2 separate regions of the Homo sapiens genome follow, and region 2 is linked to region 1. Evidence: chromatin loops called from intact Hi-C (ENCODE). Cell type or tissue: dorsolateral prefrontal cortex. All regions are shown on one strand. Each heading gives the region's core, and the rest is flanking DNA. Links, peaks and the distances in the headings are about the cores only. Region 1 has its middle 35 kb from the start of ANKRD28. Region 2 overlaps GALNT15 (polypeptide N-acetylgalactosaminyltransferase 15).

Region 1 (8,320 bases), core at 2,829-5,328:
TTGTGTGGTATATGTTTTTCCATCGTTTCAGCCTGCTTGTGTCTTTGAATCTAAAGTGTTAGGTAGACAGCATACAATTAGGTATTGCTTTTTAAATCCAATCCAACAATCTCTCTTTTTAATGGAGTGTTTAATCCTTTTATATTTAATATTACTTTTGAAATGGTTGGATTTGTATCTCAGTTGCTATTTGTTTTCTATACATCTCATGTCTTTTATGTTCCTCTTTTATCACCTTTTCTATTTTCTATTTTTTATTTGATTTTTAAAAATTATATTTTTAGCGTTTGTTCCATCACAGTCTACCTCAGATTAATAATGATTGTTACATAGTAATAGTCCTCCGGTATAACTATTTTCTCTCGTCTCTTTTACTGTTGTCATATATATTATGTTAATTTATGTAATAAACCCAACAGTAATGTTTTAATTATTGCTTTGTATAGAGTTTATCTTTTAAAGAAGAAAGAGAAAAACATTTATAGTCTTTTATATTAATGTATATATTTACCACTTTCAGTATTCTTTTTTATTGTGGATTTGAGTCACCATCTAGTGTCATCTCTTTTTTTCAATATAATTCACTCCCATTTTTGTGCTTCATTTTCATATGTTTATATGGGATAAACTTGACAATACAGTTTTATAGTTGTTCTATGCAGTTACCTCTTAAGAGAAGAAAAAAGTAGAAGTTATATTTATACAGCCTTTTATACTGTCATTTTTCCTTTACCTGTAATTACCATTACCAGTGCTCTTTATTTCTTCCTGTGGATTCATTACTGTCTAGTGTCACTTTGGTCCTGGAGAACTTCCTTTAGTATCTGTCTTTCATCTATATCCCCTGAATAATACATTTTAGAGTTAGCCAGTTTACTCCCATCTTCTCAATTGGGGATCATATTCCTCATGATCTTAAGTGTGGTATTAGTTGACTAAGGATTGCGAAGGGATGGCACAAGATGAGGCTGGGAGAGAAGTTATGTAGACGTCAATTTCTAAGTATCTTACTAAGCTATGAGACTTGAACCTTATTCTTATAGCTGTGGGGGCAACCATTGGAAACTTTTATACAGAGTTCTGTCCTCAGATGTGAGGAAAGGACTTTTCAAAGATGAGTTCTAAATGTTTGTTTAGAGATGGCAGCAACAAGCCACAGGCTGTAAGAGGAACGTGAATCTACCTTTTTTTGTTGTTGTTGTTGATTCCTCCTTCTCTATTGTTTCAGGCAATTAAAAGCTATTTATATCCAAATAGCTGTTTTCTTGTAGGCATAAAATATTTGCCTATTTGTGGCAGAATGCGATATAGTTTGTAGAATGGGAACCATGATAGCATTCTGTGAGATTTGCAAAGCCACTATTATAGGATGAACAGATTGCTTACTGTTTGTGTATATGGAATGAGGTGTGTATTGAAAAATTAGATAAAACATCCTCTGGCATCTGACCTTTGTTTTTAATTCTCTCTTTCTTTTTCTTTTTTCTTTTTTTTGATACAGAGTCTTGCTCTTTTGCCCAGGCTGGAGTGCAGTGGTGCGATCTCAGCTCACTGCAACCTCCATCTCCCAAGTTAAAGAGATTCTCATGCCTCAGCCTCCCGAGTAGCTGGAATTACAGGTGTGCGCCAACACACATGGCTAATTTTTGTATTTTTAGTAGAGAGAGCATTTTGCCGTGTTGGCCAGGCTAGTCTCGGACTTCTGGCCTCAAGTGATTTGCCCACCCCTGTTTTTAATTCTTAAAGGAAGGTTGGGTATTATCAGCAGTTCTTTTTATTACTTGTGACATAACAGGGAAGTGTTTGATCTTTACTTTTAAAAAATATATTTGGTACCCACAACTTTAGTATTTTTAACCATAGAAATATCCTTTCTATAAATGTATAAATAGCTTTGTTTTTGCTTCTTAGAAAAAACTGAAGAGCAGAAAATTTTTATATTCCTGGGTTTTGCTACCAGTTTTTCATAGAAGTATGAAATGAAAGGAGAAAAATGTCCCCTTCTCCAGTCTTGCCAGATTCTGTTGTAAACAATCCTTATGATGATTAGCTTTTCAGTGGATTTTTTCCCCTTTGATTGACTTCTTCAGGAGCTCTTTTTATTCTTGTTAATAAAATCATTAAACTCTCCCATGTTCAAGAGCACGTGGAGGCATCACATTATCTGACTTCAAAATATACTGCAAGACTATAGTAACCAACACAACATGGTACTGGCATAAAAATAGATATATATATTACTGGAACAAAATAGGGAACCCAGAAATAAAGCCACATACCTACAACCAGCTAATCATCAACAAGAATATACACTGGGGAAAGGACACTCGATTCAGTAAATGGGTCTGGGAAAATTGGATAGCTATATGTAGAAGAATGAAACTGGACCCATGCCTCTCACCATATACAAAGATTAACTCAAGATGGATTAAAGAGCTAAACATAAGACCTGAAACTATAAAAATACTGAAGAAAACCTGAGAAAAATTCTGGACATTGGTCTAGGCAAATAATTTATAACCAAGTCCTCAAAAACAAAAATACACAAATGAGACAATTTTAAAAAAGCTTTCACACAGTAAAAGAAACAGTGAACAGAGTAAACATACAACCTACAGAAAGGGGAAAAAATATGTGCAAAATGTGAAAACTGCATCTGACAAAAGGCTAATATCCAGAATCTACAAGGAACTTAAGAAAAAAACAAACATTAAAAAATGGGCAAATAACACAAACAGACATTTTCCAAAAGAAGACATACAAGTGGCCAAAAAACATGAAAAAATCCTCAACATCATTAGTCATAAAAGAAATACAAATTAATCCACTTATGCCTAGTGTTCCATTATTGGAACACTAAGCATGTGGGAGTTATTTATATCCTACTGCTCAAGGTCATTGCCAAGTTCTGATTTTTCACTCATAATTGCAGCTTCCAGCATAAATGGGTTAAAACCATCTTATATGAGTCAGAATGGTTAGTTACTATTAAAAGGTCAAAAAAACAACAGATGTTGCCAAGGGTGCTGTATTAGGGTTCTCTAGAGGGACAGAACTAATAGGAGATATATATATACACACACACATTATATATATAAAAAATAATGTATATATTTTATATATATATAGTACATAATATGTAGTATATTTTTATATATTATATATATATGAAGGGGAGTTTAAGTATTAACTCACATGATCACAAGGTCCCACAGTAGGGCATCTGCCAGCTGAGGAGCAAGGATAGCCAGTCCGAGCCCCAAAACTGAATAACTTGGAGTCCAATGCTTGAGGGCAGGAAGTATCCAGCACAGGAGAAAGATGTAGGATGGGAGGCTACACCAGTCTAGTCTTTTCACGTTTTTCTGCCTACTTCATATTCCAGCTGTGCTGACAGCTGATTAGATGGTGCCTACTCAGATTAAGGGTAGATCCGCCTTTCCCAGCCCACTGACTTAAATGTTAATCTCCTTTGGCAGCACCCTCACAGACACACCCTGGATCAATACTTTGCATCCTTCAATCCAATCAAGTTGACACTCAGTTTTAACCATCACAGGTGTGAAGAAAAGGGAATGCTTATACACTATACACTATTGGTGGGAATGTAAGTTAGTAAAATCCTTATGGAAAATAGTATGGAGATTTCTCAAAGAACTAAAAATAGTGATACCATTTGATTCTGCAGTCCCACTACTGTGAATATACCCTAAGGGAAAGAAATCATGTCAAAAAGGTATCTACACTGGTATGTTTATTGCAGCGCTATTCACCGTAGCATATACGTGGAATCAGCCTAAATATCCATCAACAGAAGATTGGATAAAGAAAATGTGGTGTATATGTATAAAGAATGAAATCATGTCTTTTGCAGCAAACATGGATGGAATTGGAGCCCATTATCCTCCGTGAAATAACTTGGAAACATAGTCAAATACTGCATGTTCTCACTTCTAAATGGGAGCTAAACAAGGGTATATGGGACATACCAAGGGGATAACAGATATTAGAAACTACAAAAGGTGGGAGGTGGGCAAGGGTTGAAAAATCACCTGTTGGATACAGTGTTCACTATTTAGGTGATCTCTACACTAAAAGCGCACTTCATCACAATGCAGTAAGTGCATGTAAGAAATCTGCAGTGTATCCCCTAAATTTATTTTTAAAATTTAGCATAATGTTTTCATTGAACTGATGGAAATTAGAATTGAAACTGGGAGGGAATTTACCTAATCTTGAGCTTAAAGATTCCCAAAGAGTAGGGAGAGACACTTTTGCTCAGCACCCCTACACATAAGGAATTTTAAATGTAGGTATGTAATTATGTCACAGGCTTTCTAAATAATAAAATGCAAAATAATATTTTCACTTACCACATTTAACTTTGAATGTATTTCTGCAGATATTGCTGAGAATGCAGAGAAATTTCTTCCTTTATTCTATTTATTTCCCTGTAGCACTATCTGAAGTGATCTTATTTGTCTATATGTTTATGAAATGTCTCACTCTACTGGAATGTGAGTTCTTCAAGGGCAAATACGATGTCTTTTATTTACTGCTGTGTCTCCAGCACCTGTAACAATGCTTTGGCATATAGTGGACACTCAATTGCTGGATAAATAATGAATTCTGATTAAGTGTGTCTGAGATAGGACCCTGGCACCTATATTTTTAAAAACTACTGGGGGTTATTTTGATGTATACTCCCAAGGTTGAAGAAAACTAGTCTATCTTCCCTCTGTGGTGTGCATAAGATACAGAAAATATATATGTATCCTTATTTAAAGATCATTGTTAGAGGCTTCTCCTTCTCTTGAAATTGGTAATCTGACTGAGTTCCCCAGAAGGAAGAGTTTTTAGTTCACCACTTCTATCCAGATATTTTTTGAAGGTAGAACTCAGAATGTGCAATTGCTTTCCATCATCAAATAATTAACATTAGGAAAGGCAGGAAGGTAGAGCTAAAAGTGAATTTATTCCCTTTTTTTGTAAAAGATAAGGCAAGGTCAGACTACCTAGGTGAGTTTCCTGAAACAGTGATTTTCAATATTGAGGGGAGAGCGATTTTTCTCCTCAGGGGAATTTGACAGTGTCTGGAGACATTTTTTGTTGTTACCACTGGGAAGGAGGGAAGGATACTATTGGCACCTATTGGACAGAGGCCAGGGATGCTGCTAAACATCCTACTGTGGACAGGACGTTCCTCTATAACAAAGAATCATTTGGTGAGAATCCCTGCTCTAAAACAAGCTGCTTGGAGAAGGGGCTGGTAGTTATGTGGAGTTTGGCAGTGCAATTTGGATCTGTGCACATATGCACAATAGTTTTTGGTCTTGGGCAAAACAGTGTCTTGTGTAGAGAAACATGTAGGTGGGGATTGGCTTTTGTTATATATACTCAGGAGTTTGATCTTGACCAGCTTGTTTAGTTTGTGGGAGATTGTGCACTCTCAGATTTGATAATTTGCTTAGAAAGACTCACAGAACTCAGCAAAGCAGTTAAATTAATGGTATGGTTTATTACATCAAAAGAATACGGATTAAAACCAACAGTGGGTAAAGGTGCATAGGACAGAGGTCCAGGAGAGTTTCAGGCGTGAACTTCCAGATGTCCTCTCCTAATGGGGTTGTGCAGACAGTGCTTACTTTTCCCAGCAACAATATATGGTGACACGCAAGGAGTATTGCCAACCAAGGCCACCCACGTGAGGTTTGCTGTCCAGAGTTTTTATTGAGAAGTCAGTCACATAGGTATGGTTGACCACACCTGTGGCTGATGTTAGTCTCCATCCCCTCCAGAGGTCAAGCTGATACTCCGTGACTTAAAGGTCCCACCAAGAATCATATTGTTAGACTATCTGTCATGGACCAAAGCCCCCAGGTAAACAACGACTCTTTATCAAGCAGGACATTCCAAGGGGTTAGCAGTTACCTCCTAGGAGCTGAGCAAGGGCCAAACCTTTCTTTGGCCAAAATTAATCCATTACTGCAGCAGTCCCCAGTGTTTTTGGCACCAGGGACCAGTTTCGTGGAAGACAATTTTTCCGTGGATGGGGGTGCGGTGGGGGGTGGGATGGTTTTGAGATGAAACTGTTCCACCTCAGATCATCAGGCATTAGTTAGAGTGTTGTAAAAAGCACATAACCTAGATCCCTCAGATGTGCAATTCAAAATAGGATTGGCAGTCCTATGAGAATCTAATGCTGCGCTACTCTGACAGGAGTCAGAGTTGAGGTGGTAATGCTTGCTTGCCCGCTGCTCACCTCCTGCTATCCAGCCCAGTTTCTGACAGGCCATGAATGGCTAGCAGTCCTCAGTCCAGGGGTTAGGGACCCTGGTCTAAGAGACTTCTCATAGTGTGGTCCATGAACCCCTGGGAGTCCCTAAAGTCAAAACTGTTATCATAATAATAAAATGTTATATGCGTTTTTTACTTCGACATTCGCATTAATGGTACAAAAGTAATAGTACTTACTGCTGATGTATTAGGAATCAAGTTAGTGGCACCAGACTGTGTTTTTCACTGCCTTGCTTACAGTTAAGGGGAGGGAAAAGCCTATTTCCCTTAAGATTGTTTTTAAGTATAAATTACTTACATTACACTTCACCCTGGGGTGTCTGTATGATAAAATGAGTATATGCTGCACAGGAAAAATGCTTATGTGATTGAGTTGCTAGCTGGACTAGACTTTTTTTTTTTTTTAATAGAATACCTTTTTACTTGAAAAAACAACTAACATTATGGTTATTCAGATTTGGCTCTTTGGCAAACCTTTTATTGAAAATATTCCTTGAAAAGGAACAAAGTGAACTTGTCACTTCAAGGAAAGCCACTGTCAATATTTGTTACAGATGATGAAATTTGAGCTTCCAAGCAAAATTAGAATTTGAGTAAATCTGTATCGGCCACCTTGAGCTTGCTACCTTTACAGAGCTTAAAGATGTTTTGTGGTGGCTTTGGTAGTAATATTAATAAATATGACTTTTGATATTGTATATCATGAAACGTGTCAGTAATTGAAGACCTTCGTAAACCAGTGAACCAGCATTTTCCAAATTACTGATATATGATATTGTAAAATGACACATGGGTTAAAAAAGATCCATTCAAAGTTCAGTTAGACCAATGGATTTTAATGTGAAAAAAGTACTAAAAGCTCATTCATATGGCTTCATAATTCACATTATAGTTAACTTCTAAGAGATATCACTTGTCAAGCTTTGATGTAATATCAAAGATTGTCCACAAGTATCTAAAAATATGCTACCATGAGTATAGATTTTCTTCATATACTTGAACCATGATAACTTATTGCAGCAAATTGAATGCAAAAGCAGCTGTGAGATTCCACCTATTTTCTGTTAAGCCAGACATGAACAGTGCTACTTAATTTTTTAAAAAAATAATTATTTTAATAAAGTTATTTATATTGGTATGTAGTGGATATATTAGTAAATAAATTAAAAATAATACTTTTAAGCAATTCGGTAGTTTTGATTTTGAATACAGTAGACATCAGTAGAAATAATCCTCATAAGCAAAACTTTTTGGGCTCTTCAATAATTTAAAAATGTGAAGAGGTCTTAAGACCAAAAATTTTAAAAACAGCCTTCTAATATTGGTCCTGCAGATATCTAAGTTTGTCTCTCTTGCTGGGTATGGTTACTACAGGCTAGGAGATTTAAATTCCTTGGGCTTTGTTGGAAAGTTCTGGCTATATATTTCAGACGTGAATGTACTTTCTGCAGATGTTTTCTTATCTATATAAAATTAAGCAGAGTTACCTTGATTTAGAGTCTTGGTCTTGATTACACATTTATAAAGGGTAAGTTTGGTTTGTGCTTTGGTAAGGTTTCAAGAAATATCTGTGAAGTCAGTGAACAAGTGCAGCGTGGTGCAAACCTGTGGAGGATACAGAGGAAATCGGGAAAATCTGTCAGAGATTAGGTTAAAAATGTGAAGGCAATAATCCCCCCCACCCCCCCAGATACTAATATTTTTGTTAAGCTGGTGTTATAGAAAGAATTGAGGTCAGGAGTTCAAGACCAGCCTGGCCAACATGGTGAAACCCCATCTCTACTGAAAATACAAAGGGTCTCAAAGTACTGCATATAAAAAATTCAAGCCCACAGTTTATCTTCATGGTTTAGAGAAACAGAAAACATATTTAGAATAAAGCTGTAGTGTACTGACTACTAAAGTACTCCTATCATGTCACCTTTTTATGAGTATGCAATCTCTTACATGTAAGGTGTTTAACTTCATGTTTCTGCCCACCTCCCAAAGTGCTGTGATTACAGGCATGAGCCACCGCGTCCAG
Region 2 (8,320 bases), core at 3,368-5,867, 350 kb before region 1:
CAACCTCCACCTCCCAGGTTCAGGCGATTCTCCCACCTCAGCCTCCTGAGTAGCTGGGATTACAGGCATGCACCACCATGCCTCGCTAATTTTTGTATTTTTTGTAGAGACGGGGTTTCACCATGTTGGTCAGGCTGGTCTTGAACTCCTGACCTCATGATCCACCCGCCTCGGCCTCCCAAAGTGCTGGGATTACAGGAGTGAGCCACCACGCCCGGCCTGAAATCACTAATGTTTTAATAATATTTTTATTGAGATATAATTCACATACCATAATGTCCACCTTTATAAAGTGTACAATTCCATGGATTCAAGTATAAAGGTGTGCAGCCATCACCACTGTCTAATTTGAGAACGTTTTCAACACCCCACCCCCAAAAACCTACTACCCATTGGCAGTCACTTCCCACTGCTCCCACAACTACCACAGCCCGTGGCAACCACTAACCTACTTTCTGTCTTTACAGACTTGCCTACTTTGGACACTTCATATGAATGAAATGACATAACGTGGCCTTTTGTGACTGATTTCTTTCACTTATCATAATGTTTTCAAGCTTAATCATGTTGTAGTCTATATCAGTACTTCATTTCTTTTTACTGCCTAATATTTCATTGTTTGAATATACCACATTTTGTTTGTCCATTCATCAGCTGATGGACATTTGGATTGCTCCTATTTTGACTTATATTATGACTAATGCCACTATGAATATTCATGTATAAGTTTTCATGTGAACATGTTTTTAATTTTCTTGAGTATATACCTAGGACTGGTATTACTGGCCATATGATAGCTCCATGTTTAACATGTTGGGGAACTGCCAAACTGTTTTCCAAAGCAGTTGCACCATTTTACAATCCCACCAGCAATGTGTGAGGGTTCCAATTTCTCCACATCCTTGTCAGCACTTGCACTGTCTTTTACTTCAGCCATCCTAGTGGGGGTAAAATGTCATCTCATTGTGGTTTTGATTTGTATTTTCCTACTGACTAATGATTTGAACATCTTTTCGTGTGCTATTGACCATTTTTATGTCTTCTTTGAAGAAATGTCTATTCAAATCCTTTGCCCATTTTAAAATGGAGTGTTTTGTTGTTTAATTGTTGGGTTGTAAGGGTTCTTTTTGTATTTTGGATACAAATCTCTTATGCAATATAGGACTTACAAACATTTTCTTCTACTCTTGGATTGTCTTTTCACTTTCTTGATGACATCTTTTGAAGCACCAAAGTTTTAAAAATATCTATTTTTTAAAATCTACTAAGTTTTGATAAGGTGCGTTATACAGCACTAGATCATGGACACACTTTCCCATTTTTAAGATGAGGAAACTAGAGCCCAGAGAGCTTAAATGACCTGTTTAAAGTTACACGGCAAATAGCTGATAGTATATTGCTATAATCTATCATCTATCTATCTATCTATCTATCTATCTATCTATCTATCTATCTGTCTGTCTATCACCATCTTGGACTACAGTGCGAGCAGAATGTTCTGGATTCAGAGTCATAAAGGGACAATGATGGAAGGTTATTTGAAAAACATGCGATCCATCAGTTCCTCCACACATTCTGCACTGTCTACGCTGATTCCTTAAGGTCTTCAAAAGGCAACTTACTTGACCCCTCAGTCTTGGCTGCCTTACAAATGTGCTTACAGGGAGTCGTGCTTGTCATCGTGCTCTCAGCTTTCATCAGGGAACAATGCAAGAATCACTTTTAGGAAACCTGCTCTCCATTACCGAGGGAACTTATTGAGGATGTTGTCCCCCTGTCACTTGTTATCTCCACTTTGATGCTTTGGAAGAAAAGTCCTTGCAGATATAAGTGCCACAAAATACTTTCCTTCATCTGAGCAACAGTGTGCTTCCTCCTCATGAAGAATACAAATAAGAATATCGTCTTTTTTTATTTTTCAGTGTGGCTGCCAGGAAGCTCAGAGTAAGGAAACAGGATATTTATTCATTGAGGAGGCTCTAGACAGGACTGCCTATCTTCATTCTGATTTTCTCTTTAATCTTCACCTTCCATCTCTCTATCAAGTCATTTAACAGATATTTATTGACAGCCTATTATGTGTTAGGACTGAAAGATGAATGAAATAGACATGATGCCTGACCACAATCTGTGGTGCCCCTGCCCATATCCTCTTGGGCCATCTCATTATGATACAGGACGGCCCAACTTCTAATGGCCCTAGGGCTTTCTCTGGCTGACCAGTGTGATTTCCCCAGTCAGAGCATCCCTGAAGAGCTGGAAAATTAACCCCTACCCCACCCCAGTGAGCTGTGCTCAGCCAGTGATTGAAAAGAGTTGGTTTATTAAACACCCAGCACCCTCACCCCTAAGGGCAGAGGGTAGGAAGCGCTGAGATGCATGCATGTTCTACACTGTCTCCAAGGGCTGAGCTCCAGCTGCCCACAGAGGTAGCTGCCTTGAACACATGCCTCTCTCAGGCATCTCTGCTCCGCTTTCCTGAGCCCCTACCCGTGCTTCTTGGGATAACCGGCAAAATGAAGCCTTCTTTCAGGATCTTCTTTAGGGGAAACCTAAACTAAGATAGCCCCTAATAGCATGGAGTTTATGTCCTATTAAACATAACCAAATCATTATTCAGCAGCTGTAGTGAGACGTTCTGGATGTAGGGACGTGAAATCAAAGCCAAGACCTGAAGGGTGGGTAGGACACAGCCCAGAGAGAGAGTGCAGGTGGGGAATGAATGACATGCCTGGCAGGTGTCACAGCCTCTGCTAAGGCCCAGAGGTGGGAAAGGGCTGGCATGTACCAGGAACTGAAGGAAAGACATTCATAGCATTGCTGAGCCAACCAATGAGGCAGAGCATGGCAAAGGCTCTTGAACATCATAAAGCAAGGCCCCAAGTGACTAGGGACTTATGCAGAGGATCCAGGAAGAAATGTATGTTTTTATTGTTAAATAATGAGGCTAACTTCTCTGCTTCAACGAAATATCCGGTGAATATTTTACTATCTCGGTTTGTATGTGTCACTCAAGTGTCCAAAACCCCACCCCTGACCTCCTTTGTTCATCCTTTGAGTGGGAGCAGCGGGACAGGAACAACCAAGGGCTTTGGACTCAAATCAACCTGGGCTTAATCCCTAATTAGCCAACACAGGGATGTTGATACCTTTCTCCAGCCCAGGGGTGTGTCCTGGATTGAAAGGGATAATCTTAGCCTAAGAGAGCTGTTCTGCAGGCTAGCTTTATATCTTCACACTCCAAGATCAGAGGAGTCTGGTGTCTTGTGTTTACATACAGATGCACACCCTCTTTTCCTGCAGCTCCAGGATCCCCTGTGAACTTGGAAAAATGCATTTGGATGATGGCTCTGAAGAGAATGAGTCACAGCATTGCACCAGATGGCCTGGCTGTAGTACTGACGCTCTTCCCTCCCTCCCCTTGCCTGGCCAGAGTAGAAAGGTTTCTGCCAGGTTTCCTAAAGCTGTTTTGGGGATACTGACTCCCAGTTCCTATCAAATCAGTGGAGGCGCCCCACTCGGATAGGCTTCTCTATCTCAGCCCTGATCCCACTGATGTACCAGCCTGTTTGCTTGTCTGCATCCCCCAGTGCACCCCAAGCTTCTTGGGGTTGGGGCTGGGTATTGCTTACCTTCTTACTTCTGATAGTTGTTCAATAGCTATTTGTTCACTGAAGGAAGAAAGACACTGAACTTGTTCTCAGGAAGTGTGTAAGTTGGTTGTCAAGATTAACAGGGGAGTAATCCCACAGAGCCAAGTTCCTCCATTGCAAGAAAATCCTAGCTTGCCTGTAATTGGTGGCACTTATCTTGGGAACACCATACCAACTTCTAGGCCAGGCCTGAGGCTGCTAGGGCTGGGACACAGCCTGGAGCTGAGGCCTTAGAAGAATGGATGAAGAAGCTTGCAGACAAGAGAGATGGGAGGAAAGGGCTGGAGTCTGCAGTGGAGGCTGATTCTGCCAGCCTGTCATTCTCCATCAGTGGACAGACGTCACAAGGTACATGCCATCCCCTTCTCTTTGTGCAGGTTCTCCAAACTCTCACAGCTCACTTCTGGAGGGGTTCAGGGGATCCTTGGCTTGCTCTGATCCTGGCATCTACCTCTGAACCAGAGACAGGCACACACTGGGAGTCACTGGTCTGAACACTGACCGGAGGCCTATGAAGCATCTTGGAGCCATAGTTCCACCTAACAGGGACAGCCTCCCCAGGCTAGCGGCCAGAGAAACCTGCCAGATCCTCCATCTCAAGAAGTGTGAGCTTTAGACATGCAAAAAGTGAGCAGTTGATAGCAGGTCATAGAGCAGACAGTAACCCAAAGACGGGGTGGTAGAAGCCAAGACGTAGCTCAGTGCCTCTCCGGTGTCCATATGCCCTTGAACCATCCGGGACCTCATTAAATGTAGACTTAGGTCAAGTAGGTCTGGGGTGGGGCCTGAGATTCTGCATTTCTGGTGAGCTCCCAGGTAATGCTGATGCTGTTGGTTCCTGGACCACAGTTAGAGTAGAGGGCAGTGGTTGTTAGTGACAAGACAATAGGAGGTGAGCTGACAGATGTACAGAATACTTGGCCAGGTTCTAGGGCCCCTACTGCTGCAGGATGTCAGGAAGGCCAAGTCCCCAAAGGAACTGTGGATCGTGGGTCTCCCTCCTGTCCACCTCCTTCAACCTTGTCTGGACAGTTCCCTGTTCCTTACTTACTTCCTGTGTAAACTTGCAGTAACTCCATCACCTTAAGTGACTTGAGCATCTCTGTTCTTAGTCACCTAAAGTGGCCTAAGCAGTGGTCCTCAGCCTGGTTACACATTAGAATCACTTAGAGAGTGAGTTCCTGTGAATCACATTTACTTGGTCTGCTTTGGAGCCTTGACATGACGACTCATTGGTTCTAATGTGAGTGGGGGCTGTGAACCACTGGCCTCATAATGGCTCTCAAACTTTAACATGAATGGAAATCACCTAGGGATCCTGTTAAAGTAGAGATTTCATCTAGTAGGTTTAAGTGGGGTCTGAAGGGTCTGCATTTCTGAGGCTGCAGGTCTGAGGACCACACTGTGAGTGGCACTGGAGTAAATAACATCAATTCCTCCCACCCCAGGACAAGGTGCAGATTAACCACATCTAATCTAACCCCCAAGGCCAGCTGGGTTTGTCCTGAAGTGCAGGGTAAGACCCTACCACACTTGTTACCATGAATGCATTTGACCCAAAAAAGGGCGCTATATAGTCAGCTCTGTCTACGCTGCAACCCCACTGCGGGGTGATGGATCCAGAGTGGAGGTCCAGAGGAGGTACTGCCTCTGCTGCGGCCACTGTGGACTCGAGGGCTGGAAGGTTGGTGTTTGTGGCATCCCTTCACGACTTGGACAGCCAGGCCCCATAAGCACCACTCACACTGCCCATACTGGGTTGTCTTCCCTCTCTTGTGGGGGGAATTGAGCTAAGTTCCAGCCCCAGGTCTCAAGCCCAGCTTGTTCCTGTTCTTGTCCCTCATCCCGAAGGGCATGTCTGCTCTCTTGGATTTACTGATGCCCTGTCAGCTGCCTCCTTCCTCTTTTGCAGGCCAGGCTATCACAGCCAACAAGGGGTGTGGGGAGTCATCTTGGGGTGAATCACGGCCTGGCAGGACAGAGTCTTCACAGGGAACTGAGTGGACCCCGCGTGGATTGCAACACCATCTTCTACTTGACAACAAAGCTGCAGCCAAGGCGACTCTCCCGCCCCTGCCCTTCCCTCTGACCCCTTGCCCATTATGGCCTCTGGGGCAGGAAGTGGGGAACAAAGCAGAAGATATCCCTCCCAGCTCTCCCCACCAGCTGTGAAGAGCCATTGACCACCTGGGGCCTTGCAGCCTGGCTTCACGATAGAACCACCTGGGGAGTTTTAAGCTCTTGGTGCCCAGGCCTCACCCCAGACCAACTAAATAGAAATCCTTGGAAGTGGAGCATGAGTATGAATAGTTTTTAAGACTTTCCAGATAATTCCAATGTACCTGCACATTTATGATGATTTAGCAGCCTCCAGGGCCAGAAAATAACTTTTCAGTCAGAAAAAGGACAGCAATATGATATCCACAGCTCCATTTTTCTCCATCACTCCAACTTACTCCTAGGCCATTTACTCAAGAATATGATAAGGGCAACTTCTGTTTGGACTTAATACACAAGGAAAATCATCACACGTTGTGTCTCATTTTCTCTACAACCTTATGCAAGGGTGTTATTATTATCCCATTTTACAGTTGAGGAACTGAGGCTCAGAGAGGTTGAGTGACTTGTACAAGGTCACACAGTAACAGGTGGTACCAGGATTCAACCACAGGTCCACAACTGTTTAATCACAGCTATGGGTACATAAACCAGGGAAACACAGGCTGAACCATAAAGGCAAGTTAAAAGCAGGTAGCACACAGCCAGCTACCGCTGAGTTGACATTTATGTTTAGGGACAAACTGCCGGGGCCATGAGGGAGCCTGTTCCTCTCTGCTCTCTTTTCTATTTTCTGACTCTAGTATTGCTTCCTACGTGGAAACTTCCCAAACTCTACCAGCTCTCCACTCGCTTTCTCTACCAGTAGTTCCCCAGACTATCTAGCATCAGCTTAAAAAAATTCTGATTACTGGGCTCCAACTCAGAACTCTGGAGCATTGCCAGTGAGGGGGTCTGAACATCTACGTCTTTTTAACAAGCAATATAGGGGGGTTGGGTGTGCACATACTTTTGGGAAGTCGTGGTGTAACTCCTCACTGTTGAAAAATGTGCTCTGTGGGCCAACAGTGCTGGTGCCACCTTGGAGTGCCTTTGATAGAAATGGAGCATCTGAGGCTGCCCTCCTGACCTGCTGAATTTGACTGCATTTTAACAGGATGCCTAGAAGATTCGCATGCACCTTAAAGTTTGAGGAGCACTGCTCTGGCCAGTCTGTTCGGCATAAAGAGTGTGCCTTAGAGCAGAGGTTCTCAAAGTGTCTCTGGATTGGGAGCAGCAGCAGCAGCAGTACCAGGAGTTTGCAGAAATGCAAATGTTGAGCCCCACTTCACACCCACTGAATCAGAAACTGGAGGAATGGAGGCCAGGAATCTGTATTTTTAACAAGCCATCTAGTTGTTCGGATGCACGCTCAAGTTCAGCCGTAGATGTAGATTACAAAGCACTGGCTCACACAGCAGCCTCTTTGATCCTAGGAACCCATTGCCCCTGCACTGGATACCAGGATGATCAAAGGAGAGCTGGGGCCTGGAAGAACTTTGAAAACCATCCGTGCTACAGGAGGCTAAATGGGCCGGGCTTGTTCCTCCCGCCCCTTCTTTGACAGCAGCTTTGAAGGGCTGAGTTAATCCCGTTCCTGTTTGCGGTTCCATCATGGGCTCTTCTCTATTTTGCCTCAGTATTCATTCAGTTTTATCCCCACCTCTGCCCCGAGGACCCTCCCTTTCCCACAGCACAACCATTTCATTGAGTTTGTTCTGTTCCTGTAAAGAATGGATTGGTTAGTTTGCATGGATTTACATTTCCCCTAATGATACAGTGCTGTAGGCCGCTTTCTGTGCCTTACTTTTTCACTCAGCAGGGGATTTTTAGGGTCTCCCTTCATTGTTGAATGTACCCAGAGTCTGTTGCTTCTAACTCAGGCTGAGTATCTCATAGGGTGCACCCAGCTCCTCCTGCCCTGTGACAAGACATCCTGGTGGCTTCCAGCTCCTCAGCACCATCAAGGATGCTGTGATAAGCATTTCCGCAACTGTCTCCCCATGGACCCGTGTGAGTTCTCCCCATTTTAAGATGAAAACACTTCCAGCCCATGTGACTTGCCCAATCTCTGGTCTGGAGAGTGGCAGACTGGCAAAGTGTAGTGTGGTGGTTAAGAGTATGACTTTGGTGTCAGACTCACCTGGTCAGATAACCTGGCACCAGTCCCTCCATCTTTCTGTGCCTCAGTTTCCTCATCCATGAAATGAAACCTACCTTAGAGGTTTTCTATGAAGAGTTGAAAACAAAAACCACTTAGCAGAGCCTCTAGCACATAGTAAGTGCTCAATAAATGTTCACTGTAATTTTGCCTCTCTTTTCAGAGACTGTCTTTTGACCTCTTTTCCACTGATATTTTTCTTTTTTGCTCTTGCATCATTGGTAATTTTCCTCAAATGCCACCTATTCAAACTGACCTCCAGAAATGACTCTAAAGGTACTCAGAAAAAGGCCTGTGGCCTGGGCAGGGGGGAAAGGACAACAGGCAGAGCTAGTTTGGGCATTTGGGTGTAGGAACTGGGCCAGAGGGGCTTGTCTGGCTTAGGAGTCAAGGATGGAATTGCAAGGGG

The links. Hi-C counts contacts between places; a loop is a spot of excess contacts. Peaks named below come from ENCODE experiments on the same cell type or tissue, not always from the same donor. Only the 100,000 strongest peaks of a DNase experiment are listed, where the experiment ranks them.
Region 2: a loop joins it to region 1, with 3 times the contacts of the local background. A loop is called at or near these places in 7 of 110 quality-filtered maps.

The regions. Positions count from the first base shown.
Region 1 is chr3:15,828,322-15,836,641 of GRCh38, reverse strand. It overlaps a transcript of ANKRD28 not described here. Among named protein-coding and RNA genes, the nearest start is that of ANKRD28, 35 kb to the right of the region's middle. In dorsolateral prefrontal cortex, for the core only: no CTCF peak of the experiment used is centred there; no DNase peak of the experiment used is centred there.
Region 2 is chr3:16,178,884-16,187,203 of GRCh38, reverse strand. All of the region lies in intron 1 of GALNT15 (polypeptide N-acetylgalactosaminyltransferase 15), which reads right to left. Among named protein-coding and RNA genes, the nearest start is that of GALNT15, 8.4 kb to the right of the region's middle. In dorsolateral prefrontal cortex, for the core only: no CTCF peak of the experiment used is centred there; no DNase peak of the experiment used is centred there; H3K27ac peaks cover 533 bases.